Linked DNA regions of Homo sapiens: region 1 is linked to region 2. Evidence: chromatin contacts called from ENCODE Hi-C or POLR2A ChIA-PET data. All regions are on one chromosome and are shown on one strand. Each heading gives the region's core, a stretch centred on a gene start or an enhancer-like site at or near the end of the contact. The rest is flanking DNA. Distances are from core to core; before and after follow the strand shown.

Evidence for each region. A loop is a pair of places that touch in the nucleus more often than their neighbours do. ChIA-PET counts read pairs that join two places held with the same protein, here RNA polymerase II (POLR2A). Pooled maps may share reads with other maps.
Region 1: a map of endothelial cell of umbilical vein shows a loop between it and region 2 (7-fold over the local background). The contact joins two enhancer-like sites. A Hi-C loop is called at or near these places in 6 of 168 maps with a recorded cell type or tissue (Caco-2, K562, MCF 10A and 3 more), 22 of 37 single-sample maps with no recorded cell type and 15 of 50 pooled maps. POLR2A ChIA-PET finds 5 or more read pairs at or near these places in 4 of 52 experiments (GM12878, H1, activated CD4-positive, alpha-beta T cell and 1 more).

Annotation. Positions count from the first base shown.
Region 1 is chr6:142,690,018-142,696,131 of GRCh38, reverse strand. No RefSeq gene overlaps it. Among named protein-coding and RNA genes, the nearest start is that of HIVEP2, 250 kb to the left of the region's middle. Within about 2 kb of position 3,056, at least 2 of the 41 ENCODE cell types and tissues checked have a DNase peak (open chromatin) inside an H3K27ac peak, as active enhancers do; they include endothelial cell of umbilical vein, where a contact is called at or near this core.
Region 2 is chr6:142,817,389-142,823,848 of GRCh38, reverse strand. All of the region lies in intron 2 of HIVEP2 (HIVEP zinc finger 2), which reads left to right. Among named protein-coding and RNA genes, the nearest start is that of HIVEP2, 120 kb to the left of the region's middle. RefSeq lists an enhancer at 3,674-4,143. Within about 2 kb of position 4,113, at least 10 of the 41 ENCODE cell types and tissues checked have a DNase peak (open chromatin) inside an H3K27ac peak, as active enhancers do; they include endothelial cell of umbilical vein, where a contact is called at or near this core.

The sequences.
Region 1 (6,114 bases), core at 1,807-4,306, 130 kb after region 2:
CCACTGCCTTGGGCAGTTTTGTGGAAATGCCTCTTCCCATTCAGCTTTGCCCAGACCATTCTATCCTGATGTTATTCCCATGGCTGGCACTCCAATGTGTCCTAAACCTGTCCGGTTTCTAGAAATATGACAAACATTACCTCTATTTATCCCTTTCTTCTGTTCTTACTGACACTGAGCTTGCAGGATGGCAGTATTAAAATACACCAGCAGACTTCTGGCAGGTGGTTGTAAACATCTTTTGGAGTTCCTTCCCAGTCTATGACACCATTTCTCAAGGAATCATCCCCCTCTCCACAAAAGGGAAGGCCAAGTAACCGAGCATCCACCATGACTCTTCCACTTTGGCCATAGATTGCATCAGAGTTCTCACTGACCCAAGCTGGACAATCAATATCTTTCTCTTGGGAATTTGGAATTGGACTTAAAGAAATGGATAACTAGAGATCAGCGTCTGTGTTTGGCTCAGACATGAATTTTGGAGCCATGGTGGCCATACGCAGGGAGAATCAGAACAAGTCAGTGTGTAGAGAAAACCAAAAGGCAATGCCAAAGAATGAACCGAGTCAAAAGAGGCAGGGCTACATCTGCTATTGACTTCTGAGGATGACTTTGCATCTTTACAGTAAGTTCTTGTTTATTGATTAGCCAAACTTTGCTGGCTTTGATGCTTGTAACCAAAAAGACTTTAAAAAGACATGAATAAGTTTTGCCATGGATTTCTGTAGCCCCAATCCACTCTGCATGCCTAACCCTAGTCTCTTTCAGATGCCACCACTCTAAGTCTGGCAGGGCTCCCAACTGCCTATGATGTCATGACCATGACCCCTTACTAGCTCTCAGGGCACTCCCCAAACTATCCTGCCCACTCGTCCAAAATAATTATTCTTTCCTCCTGTGATGTGCTCCTTTGCTTGAGTCTAATCATGCTCTCTCTACTCTAAACACACTTCCCTGGCTCTCTTCCTCCTGTTTCCCTGGACGGCTTCCCAGGCCTGGAATGGTCTACCCTCTCCTCCCGGCCATACAAATACATGTAGATTGGACAGTAGATGTATTTTCTTGTCTGCAAATGGAATGGTTTCTATCTGATGTCCTATGTTAAGGAACAGAAATTATCACAGTGGAAAAAAAAAAGCCTATTGGTGGGGCACAGCACCTCCAGCCACTTGGCTTTGGTGAGCCTGATACAGTATCTGGCCCCTGCTAATATTTGTATTTATGTAATGAAAGATTTACCCAATTAAAATAGATCTGAACTACAAAGGAAATGCTGCACTAAAATGTGTTCTTGGCTCATACAAGGAGAAAGATTCTCCTTCACGGAGGAAGACTTGAAGGGTATCCAGCCCTAGGGAAGTGAACTAGGTCATGCCAGTGTTCTCCCAGGCATAAAGGGTAGGCTCGATTTTGTGATAAATACACAGTATATGATGATTCACCTGACTTACTTCTCTATTTGATATCAGTAAATGATAACAATGAAAGTGCTTGTGTTGGGGGGAAAGTGCAATGAATGCACGGCCGCTTCACCATCTGATGAAAGTATAACCAGGGAGATGCCTCAGACGCTAAGGGCTCTTGGTGAGGGGCCCAACAGGAAGAGAGAAGTGCTACTTTCAGACAGAACGGGACCGAGCATTTCAGGATCCACAGAGCCGTGTCATAAAATATTTCACACGATATGTATGACAAGAAGCCTGAAGAAGCTATGAATTTCCAGATTGATGTGAAAGAAATCCACTCTGTACCTTGTGCCACACAAACATTTAAGTCAATCATTATTGAGCATCAACTGGGTGTATTCTAGCCCCGGGTTTTATCTTTTTTTTTTAACCTTCCTTGTGGTTGCTTTGTCATATTCTTTTTCTTTTATAAGAAGCACTGTTTGGTAATAGCCACAAGAATTGTGGGGGTGGGGAGACCATTTTTACTAAGAGATAGGGTTGTATCCTGCATAGGCAACATAAGGAATGGTAGCAATTTTTTTAAGAGGCTACACATGTGGAAAGGCCTCCCATTGCTTTATCCTCTCCACTGGATCTCTCCTGTATTCCTTCTGCCTTCCTGTTATTCCTTGCCAAAAGAAATGTTTTTCTGTCATTCTTTGAAGCCATTTTAATTTTGTTCTGGAGTGGGCTCCAATTTGTTTAAGTGTGGGATTGCACGTTGATACAAATAATTACAACTGTTAAAGTTTGAAATAGAGCCCTATTAGGGAAAAACTACAGTTAAAATAAAAGCTTTCATCAGGACAAAAGCTTTTAGGAGGTGGAAGACCCATATGACACTGAAAATTTCATAGTAATTGCCAAAATGCATTTACGAGTTGCTTGTTGCCAACACTTGGTGGGCACTGTGCATAACAGTGATAAACCTCATGGATTTAGCAAGTTAGCGCCACTAGACACTCTCTAAAACACAGCCACAGCGCCAGTATTGGGTTCCAGTGGACAAAGAAAAAGCCTTCTCAAGGGAATGAAACATTCATTTTTCTAATTATTCCCCAGGCCAAAGGTTGAGTGAGTAACTTCCCAGGAAATCCACAAGCCTCAGCTCTGGACTCTTCATCCTCACGCCACTCACTCAGCTACTCTCTGTTTGCAGTAAAAGAACAGAATGGAGCAAGAGTTTTTTAAAATTAGATTATAAAAGACCAAGCTCTGCTGAAATATTGGAGAGGTGGGGATCTGAAGGGAGGGGTGATGTGTCAAAGACTTTCAAGGCTGTATGACCTGATGGAAGATGAAACACAGGAGAAATGAGAGCAGGGATATTGACCAAGGGCCCTCTGATCTGCCGTTGTATTTAAAGCAATGATTCTCCCTCCTTCCCTGGGACCCCTGGGGGTAGATCATCTGAATGCTTGTCTCTTAGGGAAATGGTATGGGGTGGAAAGCGGCGAACGCAGCAAGGGTTCAGGAAATGCCTGGCTTGTGAGTGGAGGAGAGGATTCTAGCAACTCTTCATGCTTCCAAGTGATGTCATTGGGAAACCAATCCTGGAGAAAGGGGGCCGTCGCTGATAAAAATCACTGTGGAGAAGATGGCCTAGAAGATCCCGAATCTTAGTCCTCATGCGCCCCCTCGTGTAGGATGTGGGGTAGTGCCTTGGTTGCTGGGTGGTGAAAAATCTGTCATTCTCAAGGGACCACCGTTGGAGAAAAAGGGACGTTGAGGGGGAAATGCATGAGAAATAGAATAAAGTTAAGTAATGAGTTAATTTTGCAGTTGTGACAATTGTAGGCTACAAATTAATAGTTGATTTAAAAAAGCAAGTAGCTTTGAAAGCCCAGGACTAAAATGCGAAGAAACTGAGCAGAATCGCCACTGTGTAGACCAGAGCTTCTCAAACTTCAATGTGCATATGAATAATCATCCTGGGAGCTTGTTAAAAATCTAGATTTTTTATTTACTAGTTCTGGACGGGGCCCTCGATTCTGTACCTTTAACAAGCTCCCAAGTGGTGTAGAGGATGCTGGTCCGTGGACCACACTTTGATAACACTTGCAATAGTGTGCAGGACTGACCTGTCCCCTCAGATAAGCCTGTTTGTATTGGAGGGTTCTGAAGTTCAGCTAGAACTTCTATCTCCACCAGATCTCCCAGGATCCCTGCTAGCACACTATACAGTAATTCCTTCATTTATTGGTAGTGCGGTAAATTTGTCAGCTCAAAGATAATTACCTTTTATTTCCTGAACTTAAGTAGCATTTACCAATAGCACTTACTGTTTGTAATGTTGAATTGTTAATTGCTATATATTACCTTGTGATTTCAAGAGTTTATTTTGTTTTTGCAATGAAGTGGTCCTGCATAGTTTAGGGTGTTTAAGAGACAATTACAGAATTAGTTGATTGGCTTCTACTATAAGCTTTGATTTGAAAAAATTACAAATCTTTCTCCTAAGTGTGAATTTTGAATTTGAGGTGGCAGAGGGAGGAAGGGTTAGGTGTCTGAAGAAAGTGAAGAGAGGATGTCTAGGGATAATTTGGACATCTTGTAGCATTCAAGATAAATATATTCAAAGTTTTACCTAAGGCTTTTCTTAGAGTTAGATGTCTTGTTTTGAATTCGACTTAGGTTCACACTTAAAGTTACTCTATGTAAAAATGTTCAGACATCCTGAGCAGACATAGAACAACAACAAATGGATTTGATAACAGAATACAAGATAGAATTAAAGATAAAGTCCTTATGTGCTTTGAAGAAATAAAAGATGAGATTTCAAGTCAAGGAAAATAGATTGTACACCTAGTGACAAGACCTCTTTATTTTCATTTTGAAAGATCACAGAGTGACTACAATATGAAAAGATTGTGTGTAGGCTATCATTTCATGCTTGAGAAACAAATAGATGAAGATCATTTCATGTACCACTGGGCTGGGTGTTTAGAGACAAATGTGTTTCTTACCTGCTAGTGTAGACCAGTGAGCAGCAGGAAAGGATATACATTCCCAGCCATGGGCAATCCTTTATCCGCATGTGTGGCCAAGGATTTTTCATACTGTCTTACATTGGCTGGGAAAGTTGACTTCTGAGTTCCCTGACAAATCTGAGATTCTATGACTTTATTAATCATAACTATTAATAACTACAGGTTATATGTTAATAGTTATAGTGGTTATAATTATTAGTTATAATTATTATTTTGTGCAATAGATTCTCAGAATCTGAAGCACCATAGAGGTTAAAAGAGGTAATAGCCATCTTCCTGTCTATAACAGTCTCCTTTTCAACATCCTGGGAGTTATCAACAGCAACTACAGGTTCTGCTCAAACACCTCCAACAAAATAGAACTCCCTAGGTCCCACAACCATTTTTGCTGTACAGTGTTTTCCTGTCATAAGAAAAATAATTTGCATTCACTGTAATAATTTTAGAAAACAAAACCAAAATGTACAAAATAAAAATTAAAAATATCTGTAATACTATCACTCAGAGATAAACACCATGAACATTCTGATGTATGTGCCCAGGTGTGCGTATGTGTGTGTGTGTGTGTGCATGTGCATGCGTGCACATGCGTGCATGGGTATGCACACCTTTATTCTAAAAGAATTGTACTACTCATGTTTTAGAACCATCTTTTATCCTTTTTCATTAAGTATTTGTCCATAATATCACCTTTAAAAGTTCAATAAGCATATTTCGTTTTTAAATAGCTATAATTATTAGGATTTTTCCTTTTATCAAGCTAAACCTTACCTCTTTATAATCTATATGCCTTGCCCCTTTCTCTGTCCTCCAGAGCCAGATGCAATAAAAAGTCTGATCCCTCTTTTGCAGGACAACCCTTTAAATATGTGAAGACTGCTTTCTGGTCTTCCCACCAGTCTCATTTTTAATTTTTTAACTCCCTTATTGAAGTAAATTGGCATATTTAATGTACAGTTTGATTAATTTTAATATAGGCATACACCTGTGAAACCATCACTAAAATCAAGGCAAGAAACATATTCACCTCCTAAAGTTTCCTTGTGCACCTTTGTGTACCTGTGTGTTTGTATCAGGCAAGAATATATATTTATTGTACATACACACCATGGACTATTATGCAGCCATAGGAAGAAACAAGGTCATGTTTTTTGCAGGGACATGGATGGAGCTGGAATCCATTATCCTCAGCAAACTAACACAAGAACAGAAAACCAAACAAATGCTGCATGTTCTCACTTATATGTGGGAGCTGAACAATGACAACGCATGGGCACAGGGAGGGGAACAACACACACTGGGGCCTGTTGGTGGCAAGGGAGGTGAGGGAGAGCACCAGGATAAATAGCTAATGCATGCAGGGCTTCATACGTAGGTGCTGGGTTGATAGGTGAAGCAAACCACCATGGCACATGTTTACCTATGTAACAAACCTGCAGGTCCTGCACATGTATCTGGAACTTAAAATAAAATAAACATTTTTTAAAAAGAATATTCATTTATTTATTTATTTTTGTAGGAATATTTAATGTGATATACTCTCTTTAACAATTTTTTTTTTTTTGAGATGCAGTCTCACTCTGTCACCCAGGCTGGAGTGCGGTGGCGCAGTCTCGGCTCACTGCGACCTCTGCCTCCCAGTTCAAGCAATTCTCCTGCCTCAGCCTCCCAAGTAG
Region 2 (6,460 bases), core at 2,864-5,363:
ATTAAATCCTCAGCTGTTTTTACAGAAGCAAAACTATTCACAAGTTTGTTTTTAGTGTCCATTTTAGTTGCTAATGTAAAGAATTGGCATCATGCTTCATACAGGTTACATCTTTACAAATTTAAGAATAAGAATTGTTTAATTGCGAAACACTCTTCAAGTGCCATGTGCAATTGTTCCAAATGCTGCTCTAATTATTAACGATTCTAGAACCACTGATCAGAGCACGAAGAGAAACCAGGAAAGGGATGCTTGGCATGGTTACACTTGTTATGCGAGAATCTGTTGCGTCCACACCATCTGAGAGAAATGACTCTTAAGTCTTTTCTTTTACCTAAGCATTAATGCTGCTTGAATCTTCTCTGCTTTGGAAATGATGTCTAACTCCACACTGCAATGTCACAATCCACGAACCTTCAGGGCATTCCAACTCAGTCACTCTTTGACTGGTGCAAAGAGATTGGGCAAGAGAAGCATTTCCCTCGGGGCTTAAACCGTTGTCGCGGGGTTTAGGGTTACAGGACATCTGGATGCCTATGATAAAGGTGCTGTGGATTTTTCAGTGAATTTATTTGTGCTTGTTTGTGATATGCAGGCTTTCTAAAGTGTGGGACCCATGACAAGGACCCCTCTTTCCTGGAAGTATGGACTCTGCTGTCTGTGGGGGCAACTGGGCATTAGGATTCTTACTGAGGGCGCCATCTGCAGAGGCGGCAGAGGGGTTCCTTCCTGAGGACGCTAGGGGGAGCTGGTGCAGGAAAGAAGCCATGGCAGATGGTGTTGTGACTGGCTGTCAGACTGCCTGTGGGCTCTTGTAAGTCTCCCTTGCTGGAATCCTAGATATACTTAGTTGGGACTTTTTAAGGGGACTGGAGGTCCTGTGTGAGCAGGTGGGGCTGGAACAGGAGCTGTGGTTAATTGGTGTTAATGTCACTTCTTATGTATTTGCCTGTAGGCTGGTAGGGCTTGATAGTGTTTGGGTAACTCATTTCCAAGTCAATAAGTGTTCCTTCCCTCACTTGGAGAGGGATGAGGAAAGACACTTCTATCCTGTAAATCTGTTTTTCTCCACACAGTTGGAAAGAATAGGAATTGCTTTATTTCTCTTTGTGAATCTTCTCTGTGGAGGGAGCCAGGGACACAATGCAATCATTGATCTGAGATAATGGAATTATAAAGGGATTTATTATTTACCTAGGCTGGGGCTCTTAACCACAAATGGACAGAATTCAGAAAATTTGGTTGAGAAAAAAACTGTTTCATTAATCTCTAACTGAAGTTTAGCACTTCCTTCATTATTCATGTAAGCAACAAATGACAGTAGTTTCAGCAGTGTCAGTGATGTTGTCACCAATAGAAATCACAGACAGTTTCATATCACATTACCATTGTGATTCATATCTCAAAGTGTCTTTATGATTATGACTACTCCGAATTATGGTGAATATTAGACCTGCACTATATCTTGTTTTTAATTATTAATAAAGAATTATGTATATTACTATCAACAAGTTTGCTTTGAAAGTTATTTTGAGATACCTATATTCATGGTAATTGGTTTCCTTTGTAATCCAGTGTAGTTTAAAACATTCTGCTAAGAATGAGCCCACAGGCTTCATCAGACTGCCAAGGAGGTCATGGCAGCCAAAAGACTCAAAAGGTCTGATGTAGACGAAATCCTGTGTTTTACTGCAGATTAAGGCTTTAGAGTGTGAGAGTTACTTAAGGTCATATGGTGGAGCCGGAATTAAAAGTAGCGTCTTTCCTGCACTGTGTGGCCTCCTGGCACCTCAACCCTGGTCTTAGTGCCAAGGGAATGAGTGCCTTTGGCTTCTTTGATGAGTACTTTGATTATGACGAAGTCCAAGCCAGCTTCTGTCTTTGTTTGCACTTTGCTGGTCTGTGGTGGCTTTCTCCCCACCCCTGCTTTCCAGGCCTGGAGGTGGTGGTGAGGTGTGGTCATCTCCAGCCATGCCTGCCTCTATGTCCCATGGCATCACAAGGCATGCTGTCCTGTGACAGCTAGGGGATAGTCAACAGAAACAATAGAATATTTAGCCTTGATTGCTTGACCTAGTTTTGGTGGTGGTGTTTCAAGCAATGTGAGTATTATCAGGGGAAATCTTTCAGCCAACCCAGTGGGCTTTGTTAAATTAATTTAGGAACTCGTGTCACATTATTTCCTCCTCACTATTAGGCTAATAGATACCTGAAATATCAACAGAAAAATATACAGTTAACAGCTAGCATTTAGAGTTCACTTCCTCGTGCCATTTTTAAATGCTGTATAATTCTGTTAACAATATTATTTGTATCCCCATTTTCTGGATGAAAAGACTGAGGCACGGAGAGGTTAGGTAACTTGCCTGAATATTTGTATGTCTGGCAAGTGGCAGAGATGGGACTGAAAGCAAGTATTCTGGCTCCATGGTCCATGATCTGGGCCACTATGCTACATGTCCAGTTATTACTTTAATGCTTTAAGCCATAGTTGTCCAATCTGTCTTTCTTTGGTTCGGGGTTAGACTACGAATGAGTGTATCTGGGATGAAGAGCCTTTGGATTTTTTTTTTTTTTAAATGTAGTCCTAGGAGGAACTCTTCCCAGTCTGCTGGAGCTGTCTCTGAAAGGTACTATGTCATTTGGTTCAAAGTCTGTTCGGCTTTAATCCCTTGCTTGTATATATTCAGGCAATATGGGGAAGGAAAAATATGTTCATACCCAAAAAGTTTAGTAATGCTGCAAAATGCTAGATTTGGATTGACTCTGGCTCCATTTCAAGGACATGACAGTGCCTTGATCTTTGCTTTTGAAGCCTTCTTGTCAGCAACATTGGCAAGTACACCTTTGAAAATTTATATCTGAATTCTTGTGTTTTGAAAAAAAAAATGTTTGTTAGTGTTTCTCTTCTTGAACACTGGTTGATGCTTTGCCAACTAGTTAAAAGTCTGCAAATCTGAGTGCTGGCTGAGAAGCTAAGCTTGCTATAACTAGTTATCCCCAGATGGCCAGATTCTGTTATGTACCACTTTTATAGATGCTCAGTGGTTGCCTACATGGGGTTATGAGGTGTACTGTTCCACTTGTTTTTGCCAGGCATGCACAGTACATTATTTGATAGGCTGGGACAGATGGTATAGCTCAAATGAAAATGATGAGGGAGAAAAGAAAGTGAAAAAAAAATAGAAAAAGGGCATTTGATTTTCTAATTCACATTTCGGAAGTGAATTTTAGCGTCTGTGATTGACTAATAAATGCAGTGTTGCTGTAAGACTTGAATTCATGAACGTCTGTTTAAACAGCTATAACTGAGTAATCAGCAGGAAGCAACCTTTTCCTTCGTGGATGCTGTCCCAAACTTCATGGGGTCTCCTCCAGATCTGAAAATGTTTGGGCCATTGAAAGACATCAAAAATAGATCTGGATATTTCAGAGTATGATATACCACCACCAATACCAACCAAAACAGAAAAATCCCAATTATATTTTTAAACTGGAAGAGAGGGAGGGGAGGTGGTGAGGATACAGAGAGAGAGAGAGAGAGAGAGAGAAGAGAGAGCGAGCCTGGTAAAGTAGTGGTGATAAGGACAATTAATCAGTCTTCGTACAGCTGCTTCCTGACATTTCTGCAAATTGTTGTGGAAAAATTAATGAAGGTTAGATCAGTAATAGTTTCAAGCTTGGCCAGTGGAAAGTATGACAATGTTTCCATCAGCAATTAAATCGGGCTGCTTTCTTTTTTCTATAGGGGAAGTGGTATGATGTATGTTCCCCACAGGAAATGGAAAACGGCAGCTGAACTGTGTGTGAGCCCAGGTATGGAGGAGCATTTGGGAGTGCTCCAGCCGCCTCTCCTTGATTAGCACCACAGATTTGCATTTTTCTGCTGAAAGGATTTTGCTATACAACACGCCGAAATCCTTCCTTTAACAGAGAGTGAGAATCTTGGGATTTTATTGCACGGACATGGATGTACTGTGGATCTAAGCTTTGGGAGCCAGAAAGTGGAACTTATGACAAACAGAAAGTGAAACTCACCTATCTAATTTTATTTTTCAAGCTGAAGGTAGTTCAGTACAGGCCCTGTTCACATCCTGTGTAACCCTATGGGATTTTCCCCAGTATTAGTTAAAAATTTTCCCATAGGGTCACACAGGATGTGAATTAAAGTAAACACTTAACAAGCATGATGAAAAGGAAATTAGCTTTCTAAATGGTCCTTTCACTGTTAACATCCTGAATAGTTATTAGAAACATGGGAAAGGGTCACTTCGGTGTCTCCTTATCAAGTTGTTACCTTATAGTAGAATATATGAATCTTCTTCCCTGTTATATATGAAATGGATTTCCTTGTATGTGAAACTTAAATTTACAAAAGTATTTTTCCTTTTGGAAAACATTAAAAAGCTTAGCAGAAGTTTGTAGATTCTTGCTTCATAGCCTTTTCTGGGGTAGAGGTTTATAAACCCCTTTAAGATTCATAAAAGCTCCTGACTCTTTTCCCCAGGAAAATGCACATAGACACAACATTTTGCAACATTTTTGAAGTTTTGCATATCTCTTACATAGACCTTGAACCCCAAGCATTTTTCTTTTTTTCCCCTTTTTTCTTTTTTTAAAATTTGAGACAGGGTCTCACTCTGTTGCCCAGCCTGAAGAGCAGTGGAGTGATCATAGCTCATTGCATCCTGGGCTCAAGCAACCCTCCTGCCTCAGCCTCCCAAGTGGCTGGGACTACAGGTGCACACCACCATGCCCAGCTAATTTTTTCCTTCCTTCCTTCCCTCCTTCCCGCCCTCCCTCCCTCTCTCCCTTCTTCCCTGCCTCCCTTCTTTCCCTCCCTCCCTCCCTCCTTTCCTTTCTTCTGTCCTTCCTTCCTGACAGGTTCTTGCTATATTTCCCTGGCTGATCTTGAACTCCTGGCTTTAAGCAGTCCTCCTGTCTCGGCTGCCCAAAGTGTTGGGATTACAGGCTTGACCCACCTTGCCTGGTTCCTGGGCATTTTTTAATGGACTGGGTTTTAAAAGCTTTTTTTTTCTTTTCTTTTTCTTTTCTTTTTCTTTCTTTCTTTCTTTCTTTCTTTCTTTCTTTCTTTCTTTCTTTCTTTCTTTCTTTTCTTTCTTTCTTTTCTTTCTTTCTTTCTTTCTTTCTTTCTTGTCTCTCTCTCTTTCTTTTTTTTTTTGACAGAGTTTTACTCTGTCCCCCAGGCTAGAATGCAGTTGTGCAATCTTGACTCACTGCATCCTCCACCTCCTGGGTTCAAGAGATTCCCAGGCCTCACCCACCCAAGTAGCTGGGATTACAGGCATATGCCACCACGCCTGGCTAATTTTTTGTGGAGACGAAGCTTCATAATGTTGCCCAGGCTAGTCTTGAACTCCTGACCTCAAGTGATCCACCCGCTTTGGCCTCCCAAAGTGCTGGGATTACAGGCGTGAGCCACCGTGCCCGGCTTTAAAAGCGTTGTATGGGCAGATAGAAACTTACAGCTACAACCATAAACTGTTAATCATTATAAGTAAATATTTCGTAAGAGGTAATTTTTAGGAAACTTTAAGTGCAATAAAGATTATTTCACTTTTCCACCTAAAGAAGGCTTCCTTGCCTTTAGAAGGGAGCTTGTACATTGGACAAAACATACAAAGCTGTGTTTGAAGCTGGCTGTGTGGCATTCTAGCAGGTGACTTTAGTTGTCCTGCCTCAGATTCACCATGTCTAAAATGGTGGCAACAATGAGGTAATTTGTCACCTGTGTCTGGCAAATAATACATGCTTCATACACATCCCTTCCTTCCTCCTTTGAGATTTAGTTTATTTTTATTTTACTTGTTTTTTTTTTTTTTGAGACAGAGTCTCACTCTGTTGACCAGGCTGGAGTGCAGTGGCGTGATCTTGGCTCACTGCAACCTCCGCCTCCCAGGTTCAAGTGATTCTCCTGCCTCAGCCTCCCGGGTAGCTGGGATTACAGGCATGTGCCACCAGGCCCAGCTAATTTTTGTATTTTTAGTAGAGATGTTGGCCAGGCTGGTCTTGAACTCCTGACCTCAGGCTATCCCCCTGCTTCAGCCTCCCAAAGCGTTGGGAATTGCAGGTGTGAGCCATCCTACCCAGCCAAGATCTACTTTAAGTGTCACTTTCTTGCGCATCATTTTACAATTCTTCAAGGCAGATTCTTATCTTCACTTCCTACTTGGTGTTCTTCCGTTGCCTTGTCAATTTCTTTACTCTTAAAAATTGTGCTGTCATTCATTATTTACATCTCAGAGTGTGAACTTTGAGGATCTTGTACTTATTAGTAATGTTATATTTATCTCCATGCAAGTTGTGTCCAGCATAGTACATAAGACACATGGGCATTTCCTGCTTATTAAATTAGTAATAATAGTCCAATGCTTATTTGAAATGAAATAACTTAGATTTGGCATTGTGATTGTCACTTCATGGTGTATATGTGACTGCT